Regions from separate parts of the Homo sapiens genome. Here region 2 is linked to region 1. Evidence: chromatin loops called from intact Hi-C (ENCODE). Cell type or tissue: ovary. All regions are shown on one strand. Links, peaks and the distances in the headings refer to the core of each region. The heading gives the core; the rest is flanking DNA.

The links. A loop is a pair of places that touch in the nucleus more often than their neighbours do. Peaks named below come from ENCODE experiments on the same cell type or tissue, not always from the same donor. Only the 100,000 strongest peaks of a DNase experiment are listed, where the experiment ranks them.
Region 2: it touches region 1 in a loop (2.7-fold over the local background); 2 of 110 quality-filtered maps call a loop at or near these places.

Annotation. Positions count from the first base shown.
Region 1 is chr10:49,074,473-49,089,998 of GRCh38, forward strand. VSTM4 (V-set and transmembrane domain containing 4) reads right to left here. Exons shown (of 8, transcript NM_001031746.5): 3 at 11,483-11,551; 4 at 2,747-2,854. Among named protein-coding and RNA genes, the nearest start is that of VSTM4, 33 kb to the right of the region's middle. In ovary, for the core only: no CTCF peak of the experiment used is centred there; DNase peaks (open chromatin) are centred at 5,811, 7,271 and 8,968; H3K27ac peaks cover 3,689 bases.
Region 2 is chr10:49,004,114-49,019,639 of GRCh38, forward strand. VSTM4 (V-set and transmembrane domain containing 4) reads right to left here. Exons shown (of 8, transcript NM_001031746.5): 8 at 10,123-15,526. Among named protein-coding and RNA genes, the nearest start is that of MIR4294, 26 kb to the left of the region's middle. RefSeq lists a silencer at 7,807-8,062. In ovary, for the core only: no CTCF peak of the experiment used is centred there; no DNase peak of the experiment used is centred there; H3K27ac peaks cover 2,359 bases.

The sequences.
Region 1 (15,526 bases), core at 2,621-10,620:
ATCTGCATTTGAGCAGGTTCCCACGTGAACGGTCTGCTCCTGAAGTTTTGGGGAGGGCTGCTCTAAGACTCCTGGGCCCAGCTGAAGGAGACTACCTAGGCCCATCATGCACGGTCCTCCATCCTTGGCCCCACAGTGAGTTGAAAGATGCCTGGCTCCTGGAGGTGCATGGGGCAAGACCTGCCCTGCCAATGGGAGTTGCACTCAACCAAAACCAAACTACTAGGAGATGCAGGTACTGGCTAGAGCTGTCTTGGAAGAGCCTCAGCAACAACTGCCATGGAGGGCTAAAGAAAAATTCCCTTGGCAAGGTCAGCCCCCGATAGCCAAGGTTTTCTTGAATAGAAACATGAGAGGCTTGGGAACCCAGCTTGGAAACTGCCTATGTTGCTTCCACACTCCAGCAGTTGAGAGGCTGGGGCTCAACTTCACCCTACCGCTCCCTGGTTTCAGGGCCTTCTCAAGCTCCTCAGCTGTGCTGTCAGGTAAGAGCATTGTCGCTCTCATCCAGGGTCACATAAGCACATGGAGGGGCCATATGAGGTGCCTGGCCCACAGCGGGTGCTCAGACAACGCTCTGGACAGCTGTGGTTTGGGGAGGGTTTTCAGGCACTGTGCACAGGTGCAAATGGGACCATCTGAGGCCCACTCCAGTGGGGATGAGGCAGCTGGGATCCCCATTCTCTGAAGCCTCTCTGTGAGGCCTGGAGGAGGATGCCAGGTGCTTGCACATGTCCCAGTCTGCCCTTCTTGGCCCTTCTTTGTTTCCCTGATCCTGTCTAGGGCCTAGCAGGGCCTGCAGCCAGTGCAGACTCTCGATCATGCCCCTGAGCCCAGGCAAAAGTGCCTTCAGAGCATACCCAGCTTGGAAACTGCCTATGTGGCTTCCACACTCCAACAGTTGGGTGTAAGGCAGGTGGGAAATAAACCCATTTGTCCACCATGTGCTGAGCATCTGTCCTGAGCCACATTCCAAGGAGAATGAATTGAATGTGTGGTCCCTGCCTCTCACACTGTCCTCTTGAAGGAAGGCCCATGCCAAGGCACAAGTGCAATGTGCCACAAGCTCACAAGAGTATTCAGGGGTTGAGAACAGGAAAAAGCTGCATTGCCACTGATGAGGGAGGTGGGTATTGCAGGGGAAGGCCCTGGAGCTGGCTTTGAAGGACAGCATAGAGACACAGGCAGAGGCTGGTGGGAGAGCACAGGCTCCAGAGGAAAGACACCCATGCTACAGCCTCTGCCCCATTGCCGATTGTGGAGCATGCTGGAGTTCTCCACTGCCCTCTGGATCCCCGTCCACCTTTGTCCAGCCTGCTCAGCCCTGGAGGCACCTTCCTGTTCCTGACCCCCTGGCTTCTGGTGGGTGGCACCAAGGGCAATAGCAGCAGGAGATCCAAAGTGGGGAGGGGAGAGGGCCTGAGGAGTGTACCATCCTGGCTCCCTCCCAGCTGCCTCCTGGTTTGTCAGGAGCTGAGTCCCTCTCTGCAGACCCCTGATGGTGACACCTCTCCCAAAGCTGCAGCTAACGCATGGTGCATTCCAGGAACCTCCCCTCTCCTTGTCCCTTAAGGTCTAGGATGGAAACAGCATCCCATGGGTACTTGTCATTGGATGTGTCACCTCCCTCATTGTCCCTTAGGCTTGCCCACACCCCTGCATTAATGCTGCACAGAGTCACTGTTGGAGTGGCCCCTCAAACTGTGACCACTGAATCTAATATTTCCAAGCTCTATGACCTTGAGCTAACAGTGACAATTATTGTGTATAATTAGAGCCATATGTCAACATAAAAGCAGGACATTCGCTGGAGCCTGTGTTACAGGTTTTAGCATCTTTCTTTTGGTAACTTAGTCCTCACTATGAGCCTGAGACTGGTGCACTCCTGCCTCCTCCATGTCGCAGATGAGGAAAGCAGGCACAGAAGGAGGTTGTCAGCCTGTAAGTAAGGGAGCCACTGGAACCGGAGTCGGTCCATTTCCAGAGCTCGGCTCTTACCCTGGTCATCTCTGGGAGCCACAGTGTCCCCAAGCTGTTTTGGAGATTCTGAAGCAGGATGCAGGGAGAGGCTCTCAAAGGAGACCTCCAACAGGAGCTGCTGGGCAAGTGAAATCGGGGCTCGGGGAGAAGCAGAGACTCTCGAGAAATCAGGCAGTGTTCATAGAGATATGAGAGTCATGAGAACTACACTTTCCTGAGAGGAAGGCAGGAAGGGGCTGAAGGCAGAGTGCAGAGAAACAGGGACACCAAAGTGAAAGGAGACGGAAGGGAACTCTCAGACTGGTCAGGGAAAGAACTGGGGAGACTTCCCAAGTGCCACCTGCCTGCCAGTGAACGCTCATAAGAACATTCCACTGAGGGAAGAGGGTGTCAATCTCCTTTCATAAATGAGGAAACCCATGTTCAGAATGGCTCGGGAACTTGCCCAAAACCTCAGCCTCAAACTGCAGAGTCAAAATCCAACCCTAGGCTCATCTGATGCCACAGACTCTTCAGGGAGATTGACAGCAGGAAGGGGCCTCAGAAACCGAGAAAGGGGAAATTCAGTGATGTCAATGATGGCCACAGTGTATTTTAGCAGAGTCCAAGGGAAACACAGCTTGCTCACTTTGCCCACAGTCACAGGTAAATAATCCCTGACTCACAATGCACTTTTCCACCAAGGTGGTACTTTGTCTAGCATCTTCCGCCCGTCTGTGGTCGGGGTGTGCTCCCATCCCAGACATGACCTTATCTGTTTTCTTACCTCTGGATTTCCGCTTGTTAAACACAGACTGCCAGACGATGACCAGCATGAAGAGCAGAATGCTGAGGATCCCCACGCAGCACACGAGGACAGCATACACATAGAGATCTGAAAGGCAAGGACAGACACGTGAGTCAGCCTTCTGGGGGCCGCAGCAGAAGTGCGCTGGCAAGAGAACAATCAGAATTGGAATATTTGAAATCCCAGTGCTACAGTCAACAAGGCAGTGTGGTATTGGTGCAAGGACAGACACAGATCAATGAAACAGAACAGAGAGCCCAGAAATAGACCCACACAGGCATGCTCAGTTGATTTTTGACAAAAGTGCAAAAGTAATTCAACGGCGGAAGGACAGTTTCTTCAATCAATGGTGCTGGGTCAATGGGACTTCCACTGGCAGAAAATAAAACTAAAATAAACCTCACCTTTTATTCAAAAATTAACTCAAAATGAACCACAAACCTAAATGTAAAATGTAAGCTAGAAGACTTCAGAAAAAACCCACAAGAAAAATCTTTGGGATCTAAGAATAGACAGAGTTCTTAGACTTGACACAAGAGGCACCGTCTATATTAGTAAAACTTGACATACTATACTTGACTTTACCAAAATTAAAAACTGATGTTCTGTAAACAAACATATAAAGAGGATAAAAAGTCAAACAGACTGGGAGAAAATATTTGTAAACCACATATCCAACAAAGGACTACTATCCAGACTCTAAAGAACTCTAAAAACTCAACAGCAAAAACCACACAATCCTGTTGGAGAAATGAAAAAAAAAAAAATACAGACATTTCACTAAAGAGAATGTACAGGTGGCAAACAATCCCATGAGAAAATGTTTGACTTCTATCGCTGTTAGAGAAATGCAAAATGCAACTACAGTAAAATATCCCTCATGCCTTTCAGGGTGGCTAAAATAAAAAATAGTGACATCCCCAAATGCTGGCAAGGATACAGATAAACTGGGTCACTCAGACGTGGCTGGTGGGAATGTAAAGAGGCTCAGCCACTCTAGAATAGAGCTTTACAGTTTCTCAAAGGAGACACCTGTAACAACCATTCAGCCCAGAAATTGCATTCCTTGCATTTGTCCCAGAAAAATGACAGCTTAAGTTCACATGGAAAACTGTACATGTATGTTGGGTAGCCAAAAACTGGAAACAGACCGGATATCCTTCAGCAAGTGAATAGTTAAACAAAGTGTGGTACATCCACACCACAGCATCCTCAGAAATAAAAAGAACAAACTATCGACACACACACCAACCTGGATGAATCTCCAGAGAAGTACGCTGAGTGAAAAAAAAAAAAAAATCCCAAAAGGTTACATTCTTGATATGACATTCTTCATCAATGTAACATTCTTGATATGACAAAATTATAGAAATAGAGAACAGATGAGTGGTTGCCAGCAGTTAAGAAGGGGGTGGTGGTGAGAAGAAAATGGGTTTGGCTACAAGGGCCACTTATAATGACAGAAATATTCTGTATCTTGACTGTATGGATGTTAATATCCTGTTTGTGATATTGTTTTATGGTTTTGCAAAATGCTATCATTGGGAGACATTAGGTAAAGGAAACAAACTGGTACAAGGGATCTCTGTGTATGATTTTTTAGAAATTGATTTTTTCTTTCTTGCCCTGTGGCCCAGGCTGGAGCGCAGTGGCATAATCTTGGCTCACTGCAACCTTCTCCTCTCAGGTTCAAGCATTTCTCCAACCTCAGCCTCCTGAGTAGCTGGGGCTACAGGTCCACGCCGCCACACCCAGCTAATTTTTGTATTTTTGGTAGAGACAGGGTTTCACCATGTTGGCCAGGTTGGTCTTGAACTCCTGACTTCAGGTGATCCCCCCACCTCCACCTCCCAAAGTGCTGGGATTACAGGCATGAGCCACTGTGCCTGGCCAGAAATGGATATTAATCTACAATAATCTCAAAATAAAAAGTTGTCTAAGTTGAACAGTTAAACCATGTTCATGTACATACATCTCTTTTAGAGATAAGGTCTCACTCCGTCACCCAGGCTGGAGTGCAGTGATAAAATCACAGCTCACTGCAGCCTTGAACTCCTGGGCTCAGGAGACCTTTCCGCCTCAGCCTCCTGAGTAGCTAAAATTACAGGCATGAGACTCAGTGCCCAGCTACATATACTTACATTTCTTAAACTCTAATAATCAACGTTATCATTAGTCTGATCAATACAATGCCAAGCTGCTCAGAAAGTGAAAAGGGAAGCCAAAAGCATTATTCTAACCATCTTTGAAGAAAAATGCCACAGGCATTTATTTGAACTTAGCAAAAATGTTTCTCTGTTGACTTAACTTTCTACAACCAACAGACATTTACTATCAGCCATGGTCAGTACTTTCCTGAGTCCAAGAAAGATAAAAATGCACACACAAAGGCTTTCTCTTCAAGAAATAGAGGACCACTTAGTAAGTGTAACAATAAGAACGTGTGTCCAATACCAGGAACACTCAGAGACACCCAGCCCAGCCTGGGGAGGCTGAGAGAAGCTTCCAAGAGGGCTAGAGTTCTGCACCGAGTTGTATTTAAAATAACAAAAAATACAAAAATGTATAGAAAAAAAAGCCATCGGCCATCCTGTCACCCTGAGATAACTACTATTAATAAATATTTGGTATACTTTATGATGAATATGCATATATTTTTAAATTGAGATCATATACTTTCACATCTTTTTTCAATTTCTCTCATTTTCTCAATAAATTCTTTTCAAAAATGATTCAGAATCATTTTGAAAAATATGATAAAAGTTTATCATATTAATATATCAGCAATGATTTAACAATCTCTTACTATTGGCTACTCAAAGTGTTTCTACCTGTTCCCCATCATAAATAATTCTGTGGTGAGCATTCATGAACTTAAACCTTAGTACAACTTTCACAATATGTTCTCAAGATTAAGTTCCTAGAAGTGGAATAGCTGAGTCAACAGGAAAAGAACATTTGTAAAGCCCTTGTGGCGTGGAGAAGCAGTTAGTTAAGTGCTTAAGCTGAAAAAGCAAGCCTACTGGGAGTAGCAGGTGGCTGGCTCCCAGGGAGAGCCTGGAGAAGCAGGTCAGGCTTATGGTTAATGAGAAGAAAGGGGGCATGAAATGGAATCAGACATTCAGGTTCCTTTTGACTCTCCCCTCCCTGGCCTAGGCCCCAGGGAAGCCCAGCAGAACCTCTGCCCCTGGAGTCTATGAGATCTTCCTGTGTTCTTAAGGCAGTCAGCATTTTTGCCTAAGCTAGTTTGAATAGATTTCTGCTCTTGGCAATTTAGATGTCTGGACTGAAAATAAAATAAGTAGAAAGTGCCTTAGGGCAAGGTAGCAGGTGAAGGGTGCATCTGCACTAACATTTAAGGAGAGAGGGGCAGGTGTGTGGAAGGGAGTCTCCTACAAAGGATCAGAGCTAGTCATGGATGCAGAGGAGGGCTGGGGCGAGAGTTCTGGAAGCCCAGAAGAAAGCACTGTAAGAAGGATGCCTTAATAGCATCAACTGCTGGAAAACATCCACTCTGTTTTGCTCCTAGGAAGCTACTGGGAAAGTCTTGGAGGAAAGCCCTGTCAGTAGGCTGGTGGGGGCAGAGTCAGGTTAGAGAGGTCCAGAAGCTGATGGAATGTGAGGAGCTTGAGAAAGTTCTCACATAGCTAAAAATCAAAACTGCCTTTCTAGTAAATGCCTGTGTCTCTGATGTGTGGGCTCTGTAGATTAACAGGGTGGAGAACTCTGTGAGGGGTCAGAATTAGGAGAGAGGCTGCAGCATCCATTTAAACAGTGTGAAACTCAGCAACAGGACTCTTGGATTCTGGACAAGACACTTCATGACGAACTCAGGGACAGAGCAAAGTTCACAGACCAGGATTTGTGGCAGGATCCCAGGGCACAGGATGGCCACAACCCAGCAAACCCACGGCCAGTCCTGCCTTTCCACATTGGTCAGCAAACTACTCCAGAACAGGATGGCAGAGCCCTTGCTGGCAGGAGAAGATGGTGAACAACACAGTCAGGCTGCCAGGCCGACAGAACCTCAGGCAGGTGAACACAGCACCTGCCTGGAAGGGACTATGCAAATGTGGTCCCCAGACCAAAAGGCAGAGAAACTTGCCTTTAGTCTTATTCATGGAGTGGAGAGAAAAATTGTCTTACAAAAGCTTCCATGCCCATGGAGCACAGCAGCTGATCCACAAGCTCACCTCTTCATCTGAGCTCTTTCCTTCGCTTCAGAACAGCAGGAACCCAGGAGGGACAAGGTTGCAGGTAAGAACCGCAGTAGGCATCTCTCCCCAAGTGTCCCTAGCAGCATGCTGCAGACATTTGGGGCACACTCTGCCCAGGCAGGAGGTCAGGGGCTTCAAAAGGCCCAAGCTACAGTTTCAGTTCACAGCTTCCTCAACATGGCTCAAAGGGGGCTCCCCACAGGCAGCCAGGGCTACAGAATCAGAAAACATCTGGCGACTCTGGAAGGCTCAGCTGGCCGCCAAACACACAGGCCTCCAGTTATGGACACCAGCCAGCGGGCACCTCCTGCCTGCGTGTGGCTCCCCACACACACAAGACCGGTCATGGCCACTCTCTGTTTTGTTCTTGAAGCTACAGATCTGTAAAAAGTGCTGCCTTGCAGGAGAAGAAAAGCTCAGAAAGACCACCTGAGTTCCCCTTGATTGAGCAGCAACCAGTATGCCTATGTTCCGAATTTTTTTCCCTTCTGTTACAAGCATTCCTTTTGTTGCATAAAGATAACCACCCTGCTGTGTCCACTCAAAACATGAAAACCCCCCTCCCTGGCTGTTCTCTGCAAACAACAGTTAAACTCTGAGCCATTGAAGCCAGGGTCACAAATTCCTACGACTGCAGAGTCACCTTCCTGTCATGTCAGCTAATGCAAAGCCCTGCCGCACTCAGTTCCAGGGCACTGCTCTCAGGCTGGAATGCCCGCCCAGTGGTGCCAGATCTTCCAATTCATCCTTTACCTTTTTATGTAAAAATCTCTCTATAAAATGTTGGCTCAAAAGTTTTAAAACTCAGACTAGGCCAAATAATGCTGGTTGAAAGGTTGAAGCCAGACCTTTCAACAAAGGCTTGAGTTTAACAAAATATCTGCAATTAATCAAATCTGGAGTTCACTTTTAAAATACCACATATGGTCAGGCATGGTGGCTCATGCCTGTAATCCTAACACTGTGGGAGGCCGAGGCAGACCAATCACCTGAGGTCGGGAGTTCGAAACCAGCCTTGTCAACATGGTGAAACAAATTAGTACAAATTTTTGTACTAAAAATACAAAAATTAGCCAGGTGTGGTGGCACATGCCTGTAATCCCAGCTACTTGGGAGGCTGAGGCAGGAGAACTGCTTGAACCCAGGAGGCGGAGGTTGCAATGAGCCAAAATCATGCCATTGCACTCCATCCTGGACAACAAGAGCAAAACTCCATCAAAAACAAAAGGAAAAGAAAAAAAAACACATATAGCTGCACACCCACAATAATTCTAAAAATCATGTTACATTCCCTTTCTCTTAAATCATTTACAGTTTTGTCTTTTGCCATTGAACTTCCAAAGGCATCACTGCCATTTTTAGACTCAACTGCAAGCTGCCATGTAGAAAATGCCCAGGCCTCCCTGAAGCAGATGGCAGGGCTGGCAGGCTGGAGCAGCTGCCCATGCAGAGACAGGCCAAGACTGGGGTGCATAATGTCAGCATGCCAGCTCCCGCCCTCCCAAACAGCCCCACCAAGCCAGGGCCAGGCAGATGGCACCTGTTGCCCAGCAACCCTGATCCCAGCAGGGGTATATTCAGTGCTCCTTTGAAAAAGAGTGACCCCAGTGCCCCTCAGCAGAGTCCAGGAACCCCGCTCTCCCCTGCTTTCTGAATCAAGAAAGTAAGCTTCAGTCTTGTACATTTCCAGGGCAAATGGAAAAGTCAGGAGATAGCAGTTTGAGACATAAGGCTGTGTATTTCTATTTTTTAATCCAGCCTGTAATACCATCTTGCTCAGGGTGAAATACCTGAGTGATAGCCCCAAAGGATTTTAACTCACTCCAGCATCTCACAAAGAGGCCTGACAATCAATGCCTCTTTTGTGCAGTGGGCTCACAGCCAGGATGAACTAAGCCCCAGGAGGATGGATATCCATCCACAACCCCTACTGTAGCTCTCTCGTCCAGGAACAAAAGGGCAAAAGGCCTGGGATCATGCGCCAGGGAGTTTCAACTGTACCTCTAACCTCGCCAAAGCTACGGCTGGGTTAAAAAAGCAAAGCACGGAGACGCTGCTGCTGCCGAAATCATAGGAAAAGATTGGTCTGTAAACAGCTGCTCTGAGGCAGGCACTACACATAGCGAGAATGCCAGTTCTGCTTTTGGATGAGGCCTGATTCTCTCTGTTGAGAAGAGAGCACATACTGGGCTACAGATTTCATGTAGAGAGTTAGGTCGGGAGTAACCCTGACATTCTATAGCTGCACATGAATTATGAGATACTGTTAATTGCACAAAGGGTTTCAGAAATGCTGATTATGCTGTGGGGTATGTTGGGTCTAAATGCCACAATCTTTCCAAATATATGGTCTTGTTTTTGCACCATGGCATTTTCAAAGTATGGTCCTCAGACCACTTGCATAGGAATCACCTGTGGCCCTGAAAGTTCTCTGATCCCTTCCTAATGTTATAACCAGAACCTCAGGGGCTGGAGCCTGAAGTCTCCCTGGAAGATTCTGATGCATCTGATGATACATAAGGCTCCAGCTGTCACATCCCTAGTGATCTACCCTTGCCACAGCCAGGCCCTCTCCATATCCCAACCCATCACAGTGCCTGGTCACAGGGCAGCTCCAGAGACATGGGGCAAACATCAATGGGGTTGCCTCAATTTTACTAAATAGTAATGAGAAAGGTAAACCTTGCCCTTACTACTGCTTCACTCTATGAGAAGTAAAGTCATTTTCATTTCTTTGCCAATGCCAATGAGTAGGCATTCTCTTAATGAGAGGCTGAGTGGGAGAAATGGGGATTATTTTACTAGGAGGCAGTCATCAAATAAAGAAAAAGGCAACTACAAAAATGCAGAGAAACATCAGGAAATACAAAGAATCACTGTTGGATTCTCATGAGTGCAATCTCATAAACAAAATATTTATGACTACAAAACAAAACAATTAATCCTAGAGGCCTATGTGGGTGACACCTTATGGTCTGCAAACGATGTTCACAATAAAAGTTACATTTTCCTAAGACAGAATGTGTTTCAGTCTACTGCTTTATAACTAGGCATTGGAAGGGGTGAGCTTGAAAGCAAGTACTTGCTCCCTAAGGATGGCCCTCCTTCTGCCAGATCATACAATGGGTTAACAAAGGGTGACAGTAAGGCCTCAAGACATGTGCCTCTCCTTAGAGACTTTTGGCTAGATCATTCCTCATCAATAAATGTTGTACCATCACCAGACATAATCTTTACAAAGTTCCTGACCACCTTTGAACATTAATCAGCCTTTCACTGATCCAAAGCTCTGCCAGAGAACTCACAAAGTGCATTCTTTAATTGCTTATGATCATAATCCTCACCCACTTTATGATAATAATTTCTCCGAACTTTCCTTACTCCAAGACAGGGTTTTCCAACCTCAGCACTCTGGATACTTGGAGCCAAAATTCTTTGTCATGGGGACTATCCTGTGTATTGTAGGATTGGCATCATCCTTGGCCCCTGCCACTAGATGCCAGGAGTACCCCCAAAAGCTGTGACAACCAAAGATACATGCAGACATTGGCAACTGTACCCTGGAGTAGCAAAAGTCACCCACTGTTGAGAACCCCTGCCCTAAGGCCCAAACCTGAATGTGCATCAGAATTGCCTGGATGTCTTGTTAAACCCCGGATTTCTTGGGCACCATCCCTAGAATTTCTGATTCTATAAGCTAGGGCAGGGCACAGCCATGTGCATTTGGAACAAGCTCCCAGGTGATGCATATGCTGCCGGTCTGCAATCACACTTTGGGAACCACTGTTCCAAGGCCATGGTTCTCAGCCTGGCTGCATGCTGCAATCATCTGGGGAGCTTTTAACAACTTCCAATTAAATCAGAATCTCTAGAGATGTGGTCCAGGCATTCATGTTCTTAACATTCCATGAGTGATTCTAGCATGGGTTGAAAATTACTTGGTTAAGGATTGCAAACTGTTTCTAGAACCCCAAACTCCTTAAGCAACCTGAAATAAAATGTAGTCACAGTAGAGGTACTTATCATTTTTATATCACTTGAAGATTCGTCCCTAATATCACCTGGGAGTAGGAATTCTGGAGCAAAACAAAACAAACAAAAATTATGTGGACTGGTGCTTTAACTTCCACTCTTTCAAAACTGTGGGCTGATACTGTCAGGGATTTCCATCTCACTTTGAGTAAGTTTAGACCAAGAAAACAACTTAAAAACTAAGAAGTTAGGGTCCTTTCTTTATATTCTGTTTCCTTCCTATTGTCTAAAAGTGAGGCTGCATCTTATCGTGGGGTGGGGGAAAGGGGGAGGGATGGCATTAGGAGATATACCTAATGTAAATGACGAGTTAATGGGTGCAGCACACCAATGTGGCACATGCATATATATGTAACAAACCTGCACGTTGTGCACATGTACCCTAGAACTTAAAGTATAATTTAAAAAAAAAGAAAAAGAAAAAGCAACTATAGAGCAATAAAAAAAAGAAATATACAAGCTTTACCTTCAAAAAATGCCCAAGTCTCTTTTGTTTTCTCAAAGGATGACTCTTCAGAAGCTTTGAGGGAAATGACTGAAAGACAAAAAAGAAACAGCACAGTATGAAAAAATAATGCCACATGGTACACATGGCACTTACATTTACAAAGCAATTTCTACATTTGCAAAACCACATTTAGTTGTCAAAACTCACATGTTAGGGAGGGGTGCAAGGACTTTACCTAACAGTTGGGAAACAAGGGGCACAGGAGAGGTTGAAGTTAAGTCATCCATGTTTAAAAGCCAGTAAATGGCAAGCTCAGGATGCAGTTCAGTAAAAGCCCCACTTGCCCCATAGACTTGAAAAATAAGAAGTTCCCAGTGGCAAACCCAATAATTAATACATGATTTATTTTACCATTTTAGTGGGAATCTTTCTAAAATGTAGTGTACTTGTCCCAGTATTCCTGGATAGAGGAACCTGAAGTCATCAGATGACTCAAGGTTAGTGCTCTGAGCACCATTCTCCATGCAAGACAGACCCACAGAGCCACAGGCATCTAATTGTGAGAACATTTTGTCTTCTTTCAGGTAATGGTAGATCACTGAATTCATTTTGCCTGCTTTCAACAGGCAGGGAAACAGAATTGAGTTACACTGTGTGAAACTTTGAACATCACATTAAAGGAGTCTGGGCCCACGGAAAGTTTCCATGTACAGGGGTAACATCATCATAGGTAAAGATCTAGAAAACAGACTGATGAAAAATGTAAAATATCACGGAATGAGATTATTGTTCAATAGAACCTTCTGAAGTTATTGAAATGTTCTATATCTGCACTGTCCAATACAGCAGCCACTGGACACATGTGGCTACTGAATACTTTAAATGCAGCCAGTCTTACCAAATAACTGAATTTTTACTTTTATTTAAGTTTAATTAATTTACCCAGCTACATGTGCTCAGGGGTTACCACAACGAAGAGCTCTAGACAAGAGAATCTAGGACCAGAATTGAATGGAGATAGAATCAACAAAAGAGACAAGAAATACGGCAAAGATGGCCTAGAACTTAAATTCGATTTACTGCCTCTCCCACAAACTTTTGTATTATTATTGTCATGATCTCAATTCTGAATTTTCCTTCCTTTTGTCTCTCTGGGCCTTGCACTGGATATTTCCTATTGACATATCTTCCAAATCATTAATTTTCTCTTCATCTGTGTTTAACCTTCTGTACAACCCTTCTATTAAGTTCTTAATTGCATTTATTCTTTTTATTCAGTTCTATATTATTTGTTTAATTCTTTTGTAGATATCTCAGTTCTCTAATGAATTTCTCTAGGTTGTCATCTAATTCTGCGACCATATCAATCATATTATTTTAATGTCTATGCCTGATAAACTTTCATATTTGCACTTCCCATAGACTCCTTTCTGTTATCTGTTTTTGCTTTAGATCTTGTCTGTTGGAATGCCTGATAACTTTTTTCTAATTGAATGCCAGACATTGTATATAGAAAATCTTGGTGACTCTAGATAAAATTTTGGTTCCCTGATAGGAAGTTAGAGTAGGGGGATGGTCACTTTAATCCAATCAGGGTTTGAACTGTTGAGAGGCTTTCAGTTTTTATAGAATCCGCTCTATTTCTGGTTTGCCCTTACTCAGGGTTCATTCGGTCCTTCAGGGTTCCCCAGCAAAAATCCTGGGGTATTTACCACAACCTCCCAATTTTTATCTCACTGTTAGAACTGCCAAAAACTAACTCACCTCCTAAACATACTGGTTGTCACTTTCTCCATAGCTTCTCTCAACTAGCACTGCTTAAGTATGAGTGAGTTTCTTAGAGTTAAACGTCTCCAGCAATTGGGCTCACTTTGCTGCTTTTCTCTGTGATCTAACTACCTATCTAGTCCTTCAGATAACAATTAAGATAGTTGGATATATATGCACATATATATAATTATATATGTTATATATGTATATATATACATATGTAATATATATGTATATATACATATGTAATATATATGTGTATATATACATATGTAATATATATGTGTATATACACATGTAATATATGTATATATACATATATATGTAATTATATAATACAAATATATTTATGAAATGTAGATATGTGAATCAGAAAGCAGAAGTGCTGATAGACTTTATTTTCAGTTTTCCTAATTGTTCTCAGGAGGAGGGCTTTGCTCTGCTGAGAGGTTGCCTTGATCACAGAACTCCTTTGCCATTAGAACTTAAATTATTTAAAAAGTAGTGGCTATATCTTCTACCTCTGTATTCCTATCACTGGGCACATTGCCTGGCAGCTGATAGGTGCTTGGTAAAATATATGAATTATATATTTCTTTCTGACTTCCTCCCAAAGGAAGCAACCTGGACCTCCAGGAAGGAGCTCTTAGTGAATATCTGACCTTGCATGTGATCTAAGATACATCAGACAATTTGTCCATCACACCCAACCTCCTTGACCTGCTCAATACCCATAGCCCCTGTAATCTACTGACTGCCAGATTCCCCCTTCAAACACTTAAAATAAGAAACAGAGTGCATGTGGTTATTGTGAGCCCTGAGATTGAAAGAGCCAGTGGATTTTGTGGGTGGCCATGTTGGAAAACAAGTGAGCAGAATGGAGCGGAGCCTAGAACCTGCATAGCAGAGGGAAGATGAGAGGCCAAAGCTTGATGGCACTCTGGGCCCCACAAGGCCTGGCATGTTGTATTTACTCTCTTTGCATTCCAAGAGCTTTGCACCCTTAGACTGTGCCCACTTCTCTCCTGAAAAAGCTTGGCTGGATTTCCATGGCTTCAGCTAATCAAGCCTAGATAAGGATAAGAAGGTCCTGATGAAGACAACACGGAGATGAACAATACACATATATCTTCAAGGAGCTTGGTTTCCAGGAGGCCAAGGATACCCATCATGGTGTGGACCCTTACCACCCCACATGTGGTCCACGGGCCAGCAATGTCAGTGTCACCCGGGAGCTCCTCAGAAATGCAGAATGGCAGGCCCCATGCCGGATCTACTGAATCAGAATCTGCTTTCAAGCCCAAATCCCCTGGGTGAAATGTATGCCTTTTAAAATTTGGCAAACACATGCTCACAGGGTTGAAAGACTCAATTGCCACTTGCTAGTTTTATGTCCTTGGATAAGTCACTTAATTTTCCTGTGCCTTATTTTACCCATTTGTAAAATGGGGATGATGAGAAATGCCCATGTCAGAGTAGATGCAGGGGTTAAAGGGGTTCATGTGTGTGAAGTGCTCAGAACAGTGCCTGAGACCTACTGAGCCCATATCCACACTAGCTGTCTAAGTACAGGGACTTTCACTTGTTTTATTCACTGCTCTAACCTCCACCCCCGCCAACCTCAGAATGGCCCTTTGTTGTCAGTCCTTTGCCTCAGGGGGTGACTCTTCAATCTCTACACCTTGAATGAGCTGCTGCCATTCTAACCAACAGGTGCCTTCGGGTCATTTTTTATGCAACTTTCAGGGTCAGAAATTGTGGGTCCTTGATTTAATCCAATTACAGTTCCCTTTCCCTTATTTAGGATAGAAAGCAACAAGCTCTCCCTAATCTATTTATGGACACATGTGTTGAAAGAGCTAACAAACTGGGATTCTAAACTAACCCTATGCAAGGAATCACTGGATGCTCCTCACTCCCCCGCAGTGCAGATATTTCACAGGACGGTGCAGCAACTTTGGCATCTGATTATTAGAAACACCAGTCCTAATCTTACTTGTTCCTACAAGAAAGAAAAATTTTTACATGGACCCTGCCAGATCTTCGGGAATTTTCCCAAGGTTCTCCCATAAGTATCTTGTTGCAGCTGCTAATCCTGTGCTATCTCAAAGTGAATTTGATATATTGTCAAGCCAGGGGTCTGAGTCCACAGACTATGAGGAAACAGAGCTGTGGGATGCAGCCAGGCCAACAGCAAGGGCTGTGTAGTGGACAATCAGCAGGTCTCCTGACTCCACAAATACTCTGCCCTCCTCAGCACAGCTGTGAGCAGCTAATATAAATTCACCTTGG
Region 2 (15,526 bases), core at 3,727-11,726, 69 kb before region 1:
ACAAAATGGGAGAAAATTTTTGCAACCGACTCATCTGACAAAGGGCTAATATCCAGAATCTACAATGAACTCAAACAAATTTACAAGAAAAAAACAAACAACCCCATCAAAAAGTGGGCAAATGACATGAACAGACACTTCTCAAAAGAAGACATTTATGCAGCCAAAAAACACATGAAAAAATGCTCACCATCACTGGCCATCAGAGAAATGCAAATCAAAACCACAATGAGATATCATCTCACACCAGTTAGAATGGCAATCATTAAAAAGTCAGGAAACAACAGGTGCTGGAGAGGATGTGGAGGAATAGGAACACTTTTACACTGTTGGTGGGACTGTAAACTAGTTGAACCATTGTGGAAGTCAGTGTGGCGATTCCTCAGGGATCTAGAACTAGAAATACCATTTGACCCAGCCATCCCATTACTGGCTATATACCCAAAGGACTATAAATCATGCTGCCATAAAGACACATGCACACGTATGTTTATTGCGGCACTATTCACAATAGCAAAGACTTGGAACCAACCCAAATGTCCAACAATGATAGACTGGATTAAGAAAATGTGGCACATATACACCATGGAATACTATGCAGCCATAAAAAATGATGTTTTTCTGTATGTTCTTTGATTGCTCCTTTGTGTGACAACAATTTTATTATACAACCTCAAATAGAAAGATAATTCAGTCTTTAAAAAAAAAGAAAAAAAAATCCCTTTGAGAACAACATGAATTTTGCTAAAATTGAAGTAAGAACAAACATCAAATTTATTGTGAGGTTTGGGTAAAAGAATGGTGATATTATCAATGCTTTAACAAAAGTTTATGAGGACAGTGTCCCAAGGAAATCAGCAGTTAACAAATGAATAACTCGTGTTGAGAAGGGATGAAACGATGTTGAGGATGAAGCCTGCAGCAGGAGACCATCCACGTCAGTTTGTGAGGAAAAAAATTCATCTCGTTTGGGCCCTCGTTGAAGAGGACCAATGATTAACAGCAGAAACAAGAGCCAACATCATAGACATCTCCACTGGCTCAGCTAATACAACTCTGAGAAAAATTAAAATTGAGCACACTCCACTCCATGGTGTCAAAACCATTGTGATCAGCAGACAAGAACAGAGTTTTCAATGAACATTTTAAACAAGTGCGATCAAGATCCTGAAGCATTTCTTTGAAGAATCGTAACAGGATATGAAACATGACCTTACCAGTATGATCCTGAAGACAAAGCATGATCAAAACAACACCTACCAAGAGGTGGAAGTGGACCAGTCACAGCAACAGTGGACGGGTCAAGAGGAAAGGTCATGGCAACTGTTCTGCGGGTTGCTCAAGGCATTTTGCTTGTTGACTTTCTAGAGGGCCAAAGAACAATAACATCTGCTGATTATGAGAGTGTTGAGAAAGTTAGACAAAACTTTGGCAGAAAAACACCCGGGAAAGCTTCCCAGAGAGTCCTTTGCCACCATGGCAGGGCTCCTGCTCATTCCTCTCATCAAACAAGAGCAATTTTCTGACAGCTTTGATGGAAATCATTAGGCATCCACCTTACAGCCACGATTGGGCTCCTTCTGACTTCTTTTTCTTTCCTAATCTTAAAACATATGTAAAGAGCATCCATTTTTCTTCATTTAATAAGGTAAAAGACTGCACTGACATGGTTAAGCTCTTGGGATCTTCAGTTCTTTAGGCTGATTAAATGGCTGGTATCACCATTTACAAAAGTGTCTTGATGTTGATGGAGTTTATGTTGAAAAATAAAGTGTGTATATATATATATATATATATATATATATATATATATATATATAAAAATTCAATTTTCTCATAAACTTTTTGAAGTCCCCTTGCATTTATAGGGCACTGGGTCTATGAGAGGCCATGTGCTGTTTATGATGAAATGACTCTTAGGAAACATGCACCCTTTGAAAGCAGGGACTCAAACAGGTCCTTACACACCCATGTTCATAACCTCACTATTCACAACAGCCAAAAGCAGAAACAACCCAAATGTCCATCCACAAATAAATGGATGCGCAAAATGTGGTTGTACATCCAATGGAATATTATTCAGCCTTATACAGGAAGGAAATTCTGATGCATGCTACAACATGGATGAACCTGGAGGACATTATTCTAACTGAAATAATAAGCCAGGCACAAAAAGATAAACCCCATATTGATTTCGCTACAATGAGGCACTTAGAATAGGCAAATGTATAGAAATAAAACCATTCTATTGTAAAGATACATACACGTGTATGTTCATTGCAGCACTATTCACAATAGCAAAGACATGGAATCAACCCAAATGCCCATCAATGATAAACTAGATAAAGAAAATGTGGCACATATACGCCATGGAATACTATGCAGCCATAAAAAGGAATGAGACCATGTCTTTTGCAGGGATATGGATGAAGCTGGAAGCCATTATCCTCAGCAAACTAACACAGGAACAGAAAACCAAACACCACATGTTCTCACTCATAAGTGGGAGTTGAACAATGAGAACACATGGACACAGGGAAGAGAACACACAACGAGGCCTGTCAGTGGGGCACGGGAGGGAGAGCATCAGGATAAATAGCTAATGCATGCGGGGCCTAATACCTAGGTGATGGGTTGACAGGTGCAGCAAAGCACCATGGCACATGTTTACCTGTATAACGAACCTGCACATCCTGCACATGTATCCCAGAACTTAAAATAAAATATTTTTTTAAAAAAAAGAAACAGAAAGCAGAGTGGTGGTTCCTAGAAGCTGGTGAGTAGAGGGGGATGAGGAGTTATTAATGGGGACAGTTTCAGTTTGGGATGATGGAGAAATTCTGGGATGGATGGCAGAGGTGGTTGAACAGCAATGTGATGCATTTAATGCCACTGAACTGTACACTTGAAAACAGTTAAAATGGTAAATGTTATGTAAGTTTTACCACAATCAAACAAACAAAAAATAAAAACAGGGAAACATGTATCCTAGTGGGGGCAACCCGGCAGGGGCACATGCAGTGTACTGGAGCGCTCAGAGGGTGGATGCAAGGTCATCTGTTCTGCATGGGTCTGACTTGGCCTTGTGCATGTTTAAAAGCTCCACTTCTCTCTGTTTCGAGATGTCAGTGTGTGAGCTGCAGAGTCACACAGTTACTCAGAAGAAAACACAGAGCCTGTCTGAACATCACAGATTGCAGGGCAGACAGTGATGTGGTGTCACTGGAGGATGAAAGGCAACTTGATATGGATGAAGAGCATGAGGGGGTAAGCCTGTCTGGGTATAAGGAGGCAGCAGGAGACGCCCCTGCCTTCGTTAAATAGCTAGGAAGTCCTAGAATGGGCTGAAATTAGACCAACTCCTGGTCCTTCCTCGGAGAGAGTACTTAAAATATGTATGTGTTGAATTCAGGGGAAAAATACAATATACCAGGAACACACTTTGCAAACTATAAGCAGCTTACAAACATAAGTGGCTCTCACAACCTTGCTCCAGAGCTGGGATGAAATAAAATTTTGTCTTTTGCTTTTTAAAAATCAGTTCAAGCCTGTACACAGTAGCCTGAAACTATCTAGATACTGAGGCCAGGCTTCTTCTTAGGAAGTTGAGGACATTTCCTCCAGACCCAAGATCTTAGCTGTGGTTTTCTGACTGGGGTGCCTCTATTTATTTATTCTTTTTTTTTTCTTTTCCTGAGACAGGGTGTCACTCTGTTGCCCAGGCTGGAGTGCAGTGGCGTGATCTTGGCCCACTGCAACCTCCACCTCCTGGGTTCAAGCAATTCTCCTGCCTCAACCTCCCGAGTAGCTGGGACTACAGGAGCATGCCACCATGCCCGGCTAATTTTTTTATTTTTAGTAGAGATGGGGTTTCACCATATTGGTCAGGCTGGTCTTGAACTCCTGACCTCAGGTGATCCACCCACCTCGGCCTCCCAAAGTGCTGACATTACAGGCATGAGGCACCACGCCTGGCCTGGGGTGCCTTTAGATGCTGCTGGGGAGAGCTGAACTGAGTGTGTGGGACTAGCCCTGAGCTGGCTCCCTGGTCCACACTGGTCCAGTGTTTCTCTGTACAAATGTGCCAGCTCTTTCTTGTTTTACAGAGAAGGAGCCTCTGCAGGGCCCCAAGGTGTGAACACTCAGAATTCCCATCAAGGCCACCCTGGCCCCACCACAGCAGAGGGTGCTGCCAGCCACCTCAGCCATGTCCCCACCCCCAGACAAGCGTGTTATTTCAGGCTGGTCTTTGATGGAAACTGGCAGAGGGGGCTGCCAACAGGATAAACATAGCAGTGCTTTTTTTTTTTTTTTTTTTCTGAGTTGTGGAAGCTCTGGACAATGTTGTGGTTTGGGGTAGAGAATTTGGATGCCTTTAGTTAGAAACAAAATCTATAGGGAAAAAAAAGGAAATCCCTGCCTTGCGGGTTGTGGTTTTTGTTTTGTTTTTGTTTTTCTTTCTGTTTTTGTTTTTTAATTTTCAAAGCACCTTCCCAGTCCTTCTCCGCAGTTGGTTGTATTTCTAAGTATTGAGAAGCAGTGTGAGGTAGTAGCTCTGTGACAGGTGGCAGGGATAGTGTGGTGACCCAGCTGACAGGGCCTGCCCTCACTGTCCCCAGGAGAGAAGAAAGCCATCCTTTAATGACCTTGTTCCCCAAGGAAGAACAGTCTAAGGAAGGAAGACCCTGCCAGACAAGCCCTGCTAGAAGCTGGGGACTGATCGCCAGTGTCAGGGAAGGTCCCCGGCAATGACGGGAGCTGAAGCTTGTGGAACGGCCTCTGTGCCGGGCACAGTGCTCCATGTGTTCACACAGGTCATATGACATTAATGAGCCGAGGGTTTTATCTCCAGGCCACACCGAGAGCAAGCTGATGAGGGAGACAGCCCTGGGCTCTCTAACTCCCAGCATGACTACTCCCAGCTCCAGGACTGTGGGACAGCTTGGCCCTGGGGCGCAGCCCCCCATGTCCCTGCAGCATCCTCACCCGCCCCTGCCCTCTGCCCTGGAGACGAATTTGTTCCAGATGGGAAGGTGACTGTAAACAGTCCTGTTGGCCCTAGCCACTTTTCAAATGAGGACGCTGCAGGTCAGAGAGCTCAAGTGGCTTCTCAAAGACACAGAGCCATGGAAAAGGAGACTCGAGTTTTGGACCAGAGCTTCTGACCCTAAACCCAATGCTCACCCTACAGTAAGAAAAGCCATAGCTGAAGCAAGAGAAAGCAAATGGCGTGGCGTGTGAGGGGAAACAACTCCAGACACCAAGCCCCTGCTGGGAAATCCAGTCCTGAGTCTGGTGCCAAAGCTAGACAGCACAGCTTGGAATGCTCTGTTAGTTTACAGCCTGCATGTGACACATATTATTGTTTTACTTGCAAATAGAATAACGAGACAGGGAGAGAGGGAGGGGCAGAGAATGAAATAAAAACAGAGAGAGATTTGGAGCAAGGTTGGATTAGGAAGAGAATGTGCAAGAATGCAGAGGAGATGAAAACAAAACAAAACAAAACAAAAAACAGCAGCAACAACAAAAAACCCAGCTGAGCTATGACGGAGCTATGATGGAGGGCAGGTGCACGTGAAGGACAGGTGAAGCCAAGGCTCTCTGCAGGTTTTCAGGAATTGCCCCCAGATGGTGGTGTCAGCCTCAAGTAGCGTGGTTGCTGTCCAGATTGAGATAAGACAGGAGAAGCCTCCAGGGTTGAGGGGTCAAGAAAACAGTGTCTCTGCATACCCATGTCTGTTAACTCAAGAAGTTCCAAACCCTGGGTGAATAACCTCACTGACATCTCTTCCAGCCAGTCACGTTCTGTCAATGGTCAGGTGGAAATAAACAGGTGATTGTACATTAGCAACTGTCTCCATCTTTACTGAGATATCTGGAATCAACCATGGGGACAATAATTTTCATATAGATTCCCAATCTGTCCAAGAAAAACAAATAGAAGCTAGAAGTAACTGGGCCTTCCAGACCCCTTCACTGGGGATGAGAGTGTGAAGAATGCCTGGATTTAGAGAGGACTTAAAGCACAGAACCTTTCTCTGCAATTAATCTTTTTGTTCTTTTGGCTACACCGTAGGCATACCAGAGTATCCTTTTCACTGTAGCATGTATTCTAACTTCTAAATGGCCTCAGTTTCCTCATCCTGGAACAAGACTACCTTGTGAGCTGGTTTGGAGAGACAGTGTGAAGCCACCAGAGCCCTCTTCGCTTGTTCACTACTTGAAATCCCTTCAGCCCATCTCAGTTCCCAGGTAGCTTCTGGGTCCACTGTTTATTACAGTCCCCGAGGTGGGCTGGCCACCAAGGGGCCAAATGCTCCTGCTCTCTGGGACCTGGCACTTCCCCAGAAGAGGCCTGCTTCCCCAGAAGAGTCCCACTCCCTGACCAGGGCTGGCCCTACTGGCTGGTCTTTATGGGCCAGGAAGGTCCCCGCCCTCTGCCTCCTGGCAGATTCTTGCCCCTCCTCCAGGGCTCAACTCAGACAGACACTTCCTCCAGAGAGTCTATCCTAACTCCTTCCTCCTTTTAGTTTCCTGGACACCTCGGGATTACTTCTCATTAGGTTCTTATACCAGAATGTCTTTTGGTTCTGATATAACTCATACTTCCTATGACATAATAGGAAGAGCACAGGATTGGTACTGGGAAACTCTGAGTTTGAATCCAGCTCTGCAACTAACAGTGTGGCCTTTGGCAAGTCTCTTAGGATGACCCTGAGCCTCATTTCTCAGAGCTATCCTGTAGCAATGATGCCACCTGCCTTTCAGGGCTGCCATGCAGTCCCTGGCACCATGTCTGGCAAGCAGAAGATACTCTGGCAACAGTAACCATCATAGGATGTTTTGCCTATTGGTGTGCTTCTATGTGAACACATGAATACCATGTGAATTCAGTGTCTGACATAGTAGGAGCTCAGCAAAGATTTACGGAACTGACGTTGACCTCTGAAATGTCCCTTGAGCGAGCTAAGCTTATCTAGGAGACAGTTCCCACTCCCAGAATGGCTGACTGTGCTTCTTTCAGCGGGAGGTGCCCAGCTGCCACCTTCCAATGAATCCTCCCATCCAGCCCTGCTGGAGAAGGCTGGGCCTCAGCTGTCCTCCAGGGTTGGGCAGGGAGGCCACAGACAAGAGCCAGGGCATGAGGAGCTATGGAAGGGGCAGAGAAAGCCTGAGTCCAGATCCTGATGCCCACCCTGCATCTCTGTTACCTAAACTCTCCTTTAAATCGTGGTCTTTTGTATAAATGGTGGGGAACGAAAGGGGAGTTTAAGTAGACAACCTCTAGTATCTCTTTTAGTGAGGACATCCTATAGAGAGGTCATGTTCCTGGAAACCAAGTCACCATCTTCTGGCACCTGGGAAGGCCTGCACTGCTACCTGGGGGTGGAGATAAAATCTGCCACTGCACAGCGAGGGCCTCCTGAGTCCCACTCCCCGGCCAGGGCCTTTCTTTGATTGTCCTTCCATTAACGTGCCAAAGAACACCCAGAAGGCATCTTCCCAGGTATCCCTGGGGTCAGTCCTTATTATGCTCACCTGCTGCTTGCCTCCTGAGGGCTGAGGCACTTCCCATTGAACTTGCCAGCTCTGTGCTGCCACAGGGGCTGCCATCACAGCCAGCAGCCATGTCAGTGGTGATTGGGGTTGGGAGAGCATGGGACCCCACCTGGGCTTCCTGCTCTTCCGGTTCCAGATGCTGCTGAAGACAGGGCTGGGTGGCTGGCTGCCTGTGGGGATCTCACCAGTCCCAAGGCCTGCTTGCAGCGCACCACGGGCTCTGATCATGGCCAATGCTGCCACTGCCATGGGACACGCTCATGCCCAGCACAGGCCTGCTCTTGCAACCGTGAAGCTCCACACCACGCTGGGCTGGGCTTCCAAGGTGGCAGCTCACAGCCACCGAGGCCTGGGTCAACAGCACAGAGGGGAAACTGCAGAAAGGTAGGCGGGAGCCAGGTATGAAGGGCCTTGCTACTCCTCGAGGTGCTGGGCATCCTGAGGGCAGTCGGGGCAGGATGTTGGGCAGGGGTAACTCGGCCAGTCTGCATGTCGGAGGGTGGGTTAAATGGCAGGGAACAGGTCAGGAGTCAGAGTGGTGGTCCATGAGAGAGGTGATCAGAGCTGATGGGAAGCAGGAGCTATGTGAATGAAGACAATGGGGGAGGTGCCGGCATGCAGGGGAGATGGACAGGAGAGAGGAGGGCTCCAGCTCTGCCATCCTGGGCCAGCTAGCTGAGGTCTTCTGCTTCTTCATCTGCAAATTGGCATAGAGTAGCACTGGCTTAATGAGATAAGACAGAAAACATACTTACCACAGTGCCAGGCACCTGGTATTTTCAATAAGTCAGCAGTGATTCCACTGCTGCTGCCGGTGGCCCATATCTCCAATGCTAGATTTGCAGCTTTAGCCATGGGGTGAGCGGTGGAGCCCTAACCAGGATGGCTGGGTATCAAGAGATGCAGGGTGCTCTGATGCATTCAGTATTGGGTGTATACTTCCAGGAGTCATGAGGGAGCTGCAAGGGGGGAGCTCGTGGGTGGACATGGAGCTCAGGAGAGGGCTCCACGGGGGCTGTGGAGGTGGGGTCCTCGGGATACAGCTGAACAGTGGTTGAAAATAAGACATTCTCTGCAAGAGAACACATGCTCAGCAGCGAACCCCAGAGGGCTTGGGCAGAGCTGAGTTCAGGGGAGGGGGAGCAAAGGCAGCCAGCAGAGGGTGAGAGACAGACAGCAGGGAGCAGGCAGTGTAGACTCCAGGCTGCAGAGAGAAGGAACCAGAGGAGAATAGTGGCTTGGGAGGGGTCTGTGCAGGTTGAGAAACACTTGTCATTTTGGAGATAGAAGGAGAAGTTGAATGTGCAAAAAAGATGAGGGGTTACATGGTAAAGGAGAACCCCAAGGAAACTAGAAATGAATCCTGATGAGGTGGAAGAATGAGGAAGCAGGAACAAGACATTGTAAGAATGAAAGAGCAAAAGAACTAACACAACTAACTCCATTTTCAATTAAGGGAGCCCTTATCCATTCCTGCACGTAGGCTAGGATAATTTTAGGGCACTGAGATAAAATGCAAAAACAGCAATCATGTAGTTTTTGAAACTGACTCTGGGATTAAAGGAGAAGTATGTAAACAACTATGTTTCGTTGAAGGTTTATAGGAGCTTTGTGATCTGACCAAGGACAAAGGAGTTTCCAACTTCCTGGACCCTCGCTGGTGCCCAGATGTTAGCAGTTGTTGGTCATGTCTTTAACATAAAAAGAGCCTAGAATTTGTACTGACTTGAGATGGTCTCTGCAACACTAGTCTGCCATCTCCTCAGGCTGCCAGCTCTTGAATAAGCCTGCTTTTCCTTCCACTAAATCTTGTCTCTCAAGTTTGGCTTCCAAGCAGTGAGCAGGAGAACCTGATTTCAGTTACAACATTTTAAGGAATTCCAAACTGACTATGAAATGGGCTGGGGTGCAGTCACAGGGCACTCAGAACTGGGGTACTGTGAGAACCTGGGAACCCACACATGGGCTGAGGGAGAAAAGAGATGGAGGAGACCCCACAAAGGGGAGGATTGGGAGCCCCAATCCTTAGCTGAGCCAAAGATCAGCCCTGCAAGAGGTCAGGGTTCTTCCAGCCAGCAGGAGTGAGGGTGGGAGCAGAGAGGCTTCCTGGAGCCAGAGCTCAGTGCAAGGGGCAGTTTTAGGGTTAGAATGCCTGGGAGGTCGCCAGGCTGGCAGGTACCTTTCCATCTCCTTAGTTTGCCCAGCTTCCTCATGATGTTCTCTGGGTCCATTGTGGCCAGGACACTGGCTTAGGACCCTCTCTAAAGTCTCCATCTTTTGTGGACCACAGACCCCTTTTAGAAAACTGAAGAGAACATCAGACCCTCACACACACAACACAAACGTCTGCATAAAAATTCCTGGGTGTTGTTGGCTTCCCTGAGATCCATCCACAGACCCAGGAGTCTGAGGTACTAAGTGTACACATAAACAGGAAGTAATCACCCTGGCCGCCCCCAGCATGTAGAAAGCTGTCATAAAGGAAAACAGAAGGCTGATTCCTTCAGCACAGCCCAGAACCCCATACAGACCACCTACTAATGAGCTTTCTCCTCGTTGTTGATGGAGGACGCTTGTAATAAAGTTTAATGTGGAAGAACAAGGTGCATTTAACCAAAGCTGTAAACATCTCTAATTATATTTAAAACTGTAGAGTGCAGTACATTAACATTTAACAATCAGACACTAAATTGGAGTGACGCTAATAGCATTGTGTTTATTAGAAATTGGGCACCAAGTCGTCTTTCACCAGTGACAACAGAAGGAACAGAAAACCTCCATGGCCACCCTTCCCCACCACGCTGCGTGTTCAGGAAGAGTCTTGTCCAAATCCCCACCCCCTGAGAAGATGAGGATTGCTCTGGGGAAAATACACTCAGCAGACCAGACACAGCTCAGCGCCCACGTCTGTTAGCCTTAGGCACTGGGGAATGTTTTTTTTTTCCCAGAGAAAGAAAGCACTTTTAAAAAGCAGTAATCAATTAATTCAGAATGAGCAAAGGCTTAACCTCTATTCTCCCTGCCCTCTGCAGAGTTCACACTGCAGATCCCTTCTTCCTTTGAGACACCCCTAGGAGCAGCTTTCTCCTGGCTCTCCCCTGCTGCTGTGACTGTCACTGTCCTCTGATCTCCACCTGGATCTCCTTGCCTGCTGCATACCTGCCAGCATGGATGCTCCCCACTGCTCAGGCCCAGCCCTTCCCCTCCTCAATGTGCAGGCAGCCTCTCCCTGGGACTCTTGCCCGCTGTCAGGGCTTTGGCTGTGACCTATGCCCTGAGGACACCCCCTTTCCCGCAATGAGCACCAGATCCATGTTTCCAACAGTTTACATCCTTGTCACTCAAAGTGTGGTTCAGGGACCAGAAGCATGGACATCCCTGGGAGCTTGTTAGAAACTCAGAATCCCAGGTCCTATCCCAGACCTCCTGAGCCAGGATCTACATTTTTTTTTTTTTTTTTTTTGAGACGGAATCTCACTCTATTGCCCAGGCTGGAGTGCAGCAGCACGATCTCGGCTCACTGCAAGCTCCGCCTCCCGGGTTCATGCCATTCTCCTGCCTCAGCCTCCCGAGTAGCTGGGACTACAGGCACCCACCACCATGCCTGGCTAATTTTTTGTATTTTTAGTAGAGACAGGGTTTCACCGTGTTAGCCAGGATGGTCTCGATCTCCTGACCTCATGATCCGCCCGCCTCAGCCTCCCAAAGTGCTGGGATTACAGGCGTGAGCCACCGTGCCCACCCAGGATCTACATTTTAACAAGATCTCGATGATTTGTGCATGCATTAAAGGTTGAGAAAGCACTAGTCTACATGCCCATCTATCTGGACACCCCACAGCCACTCCAGCCCAGCATGGCCATGCTGAATGCAGACCCCTCCCCTAGACCACGAATTTCTGTTTGGTTTTCCTTCCTGATGAACAGTTTCTATCCTATGTATGGAGATGGGAGTGTGGTCTGGAGTGGGGTCAATGTCCCCGCCATGTGGCTGCCTCACTTTTTAATGGGCTCCAAATGACACAGAGCTGGGTCACCTGGGTCTCACTGCAGTTTCCTGGATCAGGGATACTGGAAAGATGTCATGTTCCACATGGACACCAGCCTAAGCTTTAGGCTGACACAAAAAGACTCCCTCCAGCATGCAAGTGGCATGGCTCTTTTTTGTTACCACGCTGTTCCCTTCCACTTATTGGTGCCAGTGCCCCTCAGTCCTCCTCTGGTCCTGTTGGTGTCCCTCTCCAAATCTGAGGCCTCCCTTCCTTAGGGAGAGCATCAGTCCTGGAGCCCTCCATCGGGAGCTCTCCATTAAGAAGGGCATCTTCAGAACCCAGGGTGGGGCCCACTCGGGCAGCAGGACACACGGTGCAGCAGGAGCTCAGGGGCTGCAATGCAGCCACTGGGTGTGACCTAATTGGGCACCCTGGGTACTGATATCAGTATTTTGTTTGTTTGTTTGTTTGTTTGTTTTGCTTCCTGTTCTGGGAAGCAACTTTGATGCATACTGTATTCATATTCTTTATGCAACCTGACTGGCTTGACCAAAACCAGGATTTAAACAGCAGAGTAATTAGAGAGTTTATGGAAGAGAAGAGTCTGGGGATGTTAGGGACTTGGGTAGAGTCCTGCCCTTCCAGGACATTCTCCTCCCTGCTGCTTGCTCAGTGTCTGTTGCCTTCCAAGGCTTCTCCACTAGGCAGGAGATGTGGCAACAGATAGATATGTGCCATTCCAGCTTCACTGCCCAAGGCAAAGATGATTTCTTTCTCCCCAGGATTTTGATATTCCAGGGGGCCATGTGCATGCTTAGGACCATTTCTGGCATGAGCTCCATTCTTGGCTCAGCCTAGGTTACAGTCATGCATATCAGAGGCTGTGATGAGCAGGGCCATGAATAATTCCCAAAGCGAGGGGGTCTTTGGGCTCATTGCTGTGTGGGCCAGCCCACATTATCATACACTAAAAATATATTTTCTAAATGCCCCATGTTGTCTTCACTCTCACAAGAGTCAAGAGGTGGGAGGCCTGGCTTTTCCTTATTTTCCCTGTGAGCTAACAGAGTGGCGGTACATTCGTAAAAAGGTGACTCTAAGGAATCCCAGGCCTCTCCTCCACTACAGCTGCTTCAGGGCAGGCCTCGGGGCTTTGGCTTGGCAAGACAGTTTCACCCAGGTGGATGCCCCTTCATACCTCCCGGCTTCCTGTGCTGACTCCATGCCAACCATGCCAAGGCCAAAACTCACCACCAAATCTGAGAGCATCTGCTGTCTGCCTGAAAGAAGCCACTGCACTCTAACCAATGGGTTCATACTTCTTTTAGCTTCATTTAAACATTTAAGCAATGGTCTATTTTGAAAATTACTCATATGTAGTTTCTGCCATTGATGCCTTATAGTGAAAACAAATTGACAAACTTTCCCTAATTTCTATTTCAATGATATGTGATATGTTTCCCCTTATCTTTGGAAATGACAATGCATGATTAGTGGTCCATGGACAAAGAATGAATGAGTGGGCACATTTTTTTAAGCTTACTATGGCAATAATGTCAATATATCCTCTCAAACAAGCACCTGATACAAGTCATCCATTGCTTCCAGTTCTGAGCACAGCTTGGGCATTTGCTTCTGGAGATAACAGTGGGACCAGCTCTGCCTGGATGCTGTCCATAGCTTCCAAGATTCCCCTGGGCAGCATTTTCAGTAGGAGGAGATAATCTGCAGGTTCCCATTCACACACCTTAGTGTGGATTCATGCAGTGATGACCACAGTTTGGGAGAAAGAGGCTGGATTCAATCTATAATATAACAATGACTGGTTTGACTCTAACTGGGAGCTACTAGCTCTTAAGAGCATGTGTTCTTGGTAGAATGTGTTCCTGTCCATGCATAATAACCCTAAGCTCTCTTTGGATTTAAGTGGGTGGGTTTGGGGGTGAATGAAGTTCATTTCCGTTCTGTAGAGGCCTAAGGGGCCTGGGAAGATATTACCCCCTGGCCTGTTGCCCTCTTCCCGCCATTTCCTTTTCATGTGCCCCCTCTCCTTCCCATTTGGCACCCCCAGAGCCCCACAAACCCATAAGGCTCTTTGGGCAAATTAGGAGATCATCCTCTGCCCTCAAAACACTATACATCTGTCAGAACACTGCCATGATAAAATTAAAAATCCCTGTGATAATTATTATATAAATGGTGTGCTAACCATATATCCTCCCCTCCCAAAGAGATGCTCAAAGAAGTTCTAGTGAGTTCTTCCAAATGGTTCTTTCTTCCTCAAAAGCTGCATGGTTTATTCAGTGCCTTCGAGATCTGGCAGAGAGGGAGGAATGAGACACAGGTGTTATCCAGAGAGGGTGAACTTCCACTTTGTAAAGGCAGACCAGTTTGCTCCCAGAAAATCAATATCTGCTTCCAATTTGGACCCTTTCCAATAAACCATAAACTCTCATGAGTCTTTGGGAACATTACTGTAGGGCTAAGTTGGTGGACAAATATTTGGTTTTTAAAGTTATTGCAATGAAAGCCTTAAATAGTGAAGAAATTTTCATTTTGAAAATGCAGACTGGCTTTAGCATGAATGTCAACACAGAGCATTTGTGTAGCAATTTACAGTTTCTAGAACTGGCAAGATTCATTATCCCATTTTACCCTCAAGAATTCTATGGGAAGTTAAGTCGTCTTTACACAAACATGGAGTCTGAGGTCATTAGGGGATAAGAAATTTAGCCAAGTTCACACAGCTATATAGAGGGCACAACTCATACCCCAGCTGTGTTTAAAATAGATAATTTATCATATATACATGGTCCACTACATAGTCAAACAATTTCTATAGTGGGCAGTAAATAGCCACCCAGACTATACTCACATCAAGAAATGTCCTCAATAACACAGTTGACAGGATGGTGCTTTCAGAATGGATCCCCTGCCAGTAAGTCCAAGATTCCTGTGTCCCAAAGGTCCACAGAGCAACTTCCCCATGCACCCTGACCCCCATTCAAACCCATTAGAATTCACACACAAGGTTGCAATGGGCAAGGCACTTGGCAAGAGGAGGGTCTTCAGAACACACTTTCCAGCTTGGCGTGTACTTCCCACTCTCCTACCCTGAGGGCACCTGGCAGCAGACACCTTCAGGGGCTGAATCAGAGGTGACTGAGCTTGGCACACAGTGAAGAGGCCCATGCGCTCCAGTGTGTCTTCTGATGGCCAACACCTGTGCTCCTTTGGAAAAGGGTGAGTAAGCACTTCTTAGAGAGTGTGTTTCTCTATCAGTACAGGTCCACCTTGTGAAAGGGCTGGAAGCCCTCTAGAATGGTGTTCTTCTTGTCCTGCGGCCTCAGGGTCTCATAGGTGGGCACCATGGCATTCAGAGACAGACCTTATACTTCTCTAGTCAGTCTGCCCCTCTGGCCTTAATCTTCAGGGTTAGTGCATCTATTTAAAACAAGAGATGCCATCTCAGGTGGTGCTGGCAATCAGCAGTTGGCTGTGGCCCTGGCAATGCCATCTGATCCTTGGAAAACCAACATATGTGCCATCTTACAGTTGGGTCCATAATGGCATTTCCTCTAGCTATATACTGTGAGCTTGTATCGTGGATACAGGAAGAGTAGAGAGTAAAATTAAGATTTAAAAACGATTTTAAAGAAAACCTGGGGAAAGAGGAGAAAAATGTGAAGGGGTTTGGCTCAGCAGAAAATCTCCTTGGCTGCTCTCAGGATCAGAATCCTTACGCTCAGGGCTCAAACCCAGGCGCATCTTGTCCCGGGAGATCTGTCAAGAGCTGTGGCCCCGATTCTTTTGGGGAGAGCAGGCTTGTACCTCTTCAAAGGCACCCAGAATGCTGCTGAAAAGGGGCTCCCCACCACTCAGAAGGCATGAGTGAAAATACAGACATAAGGGCTTTGTCTCCAAGGCTTCATAAATCACTGGGTGGCAGGTATTAAATAGAACCTTGGAGGT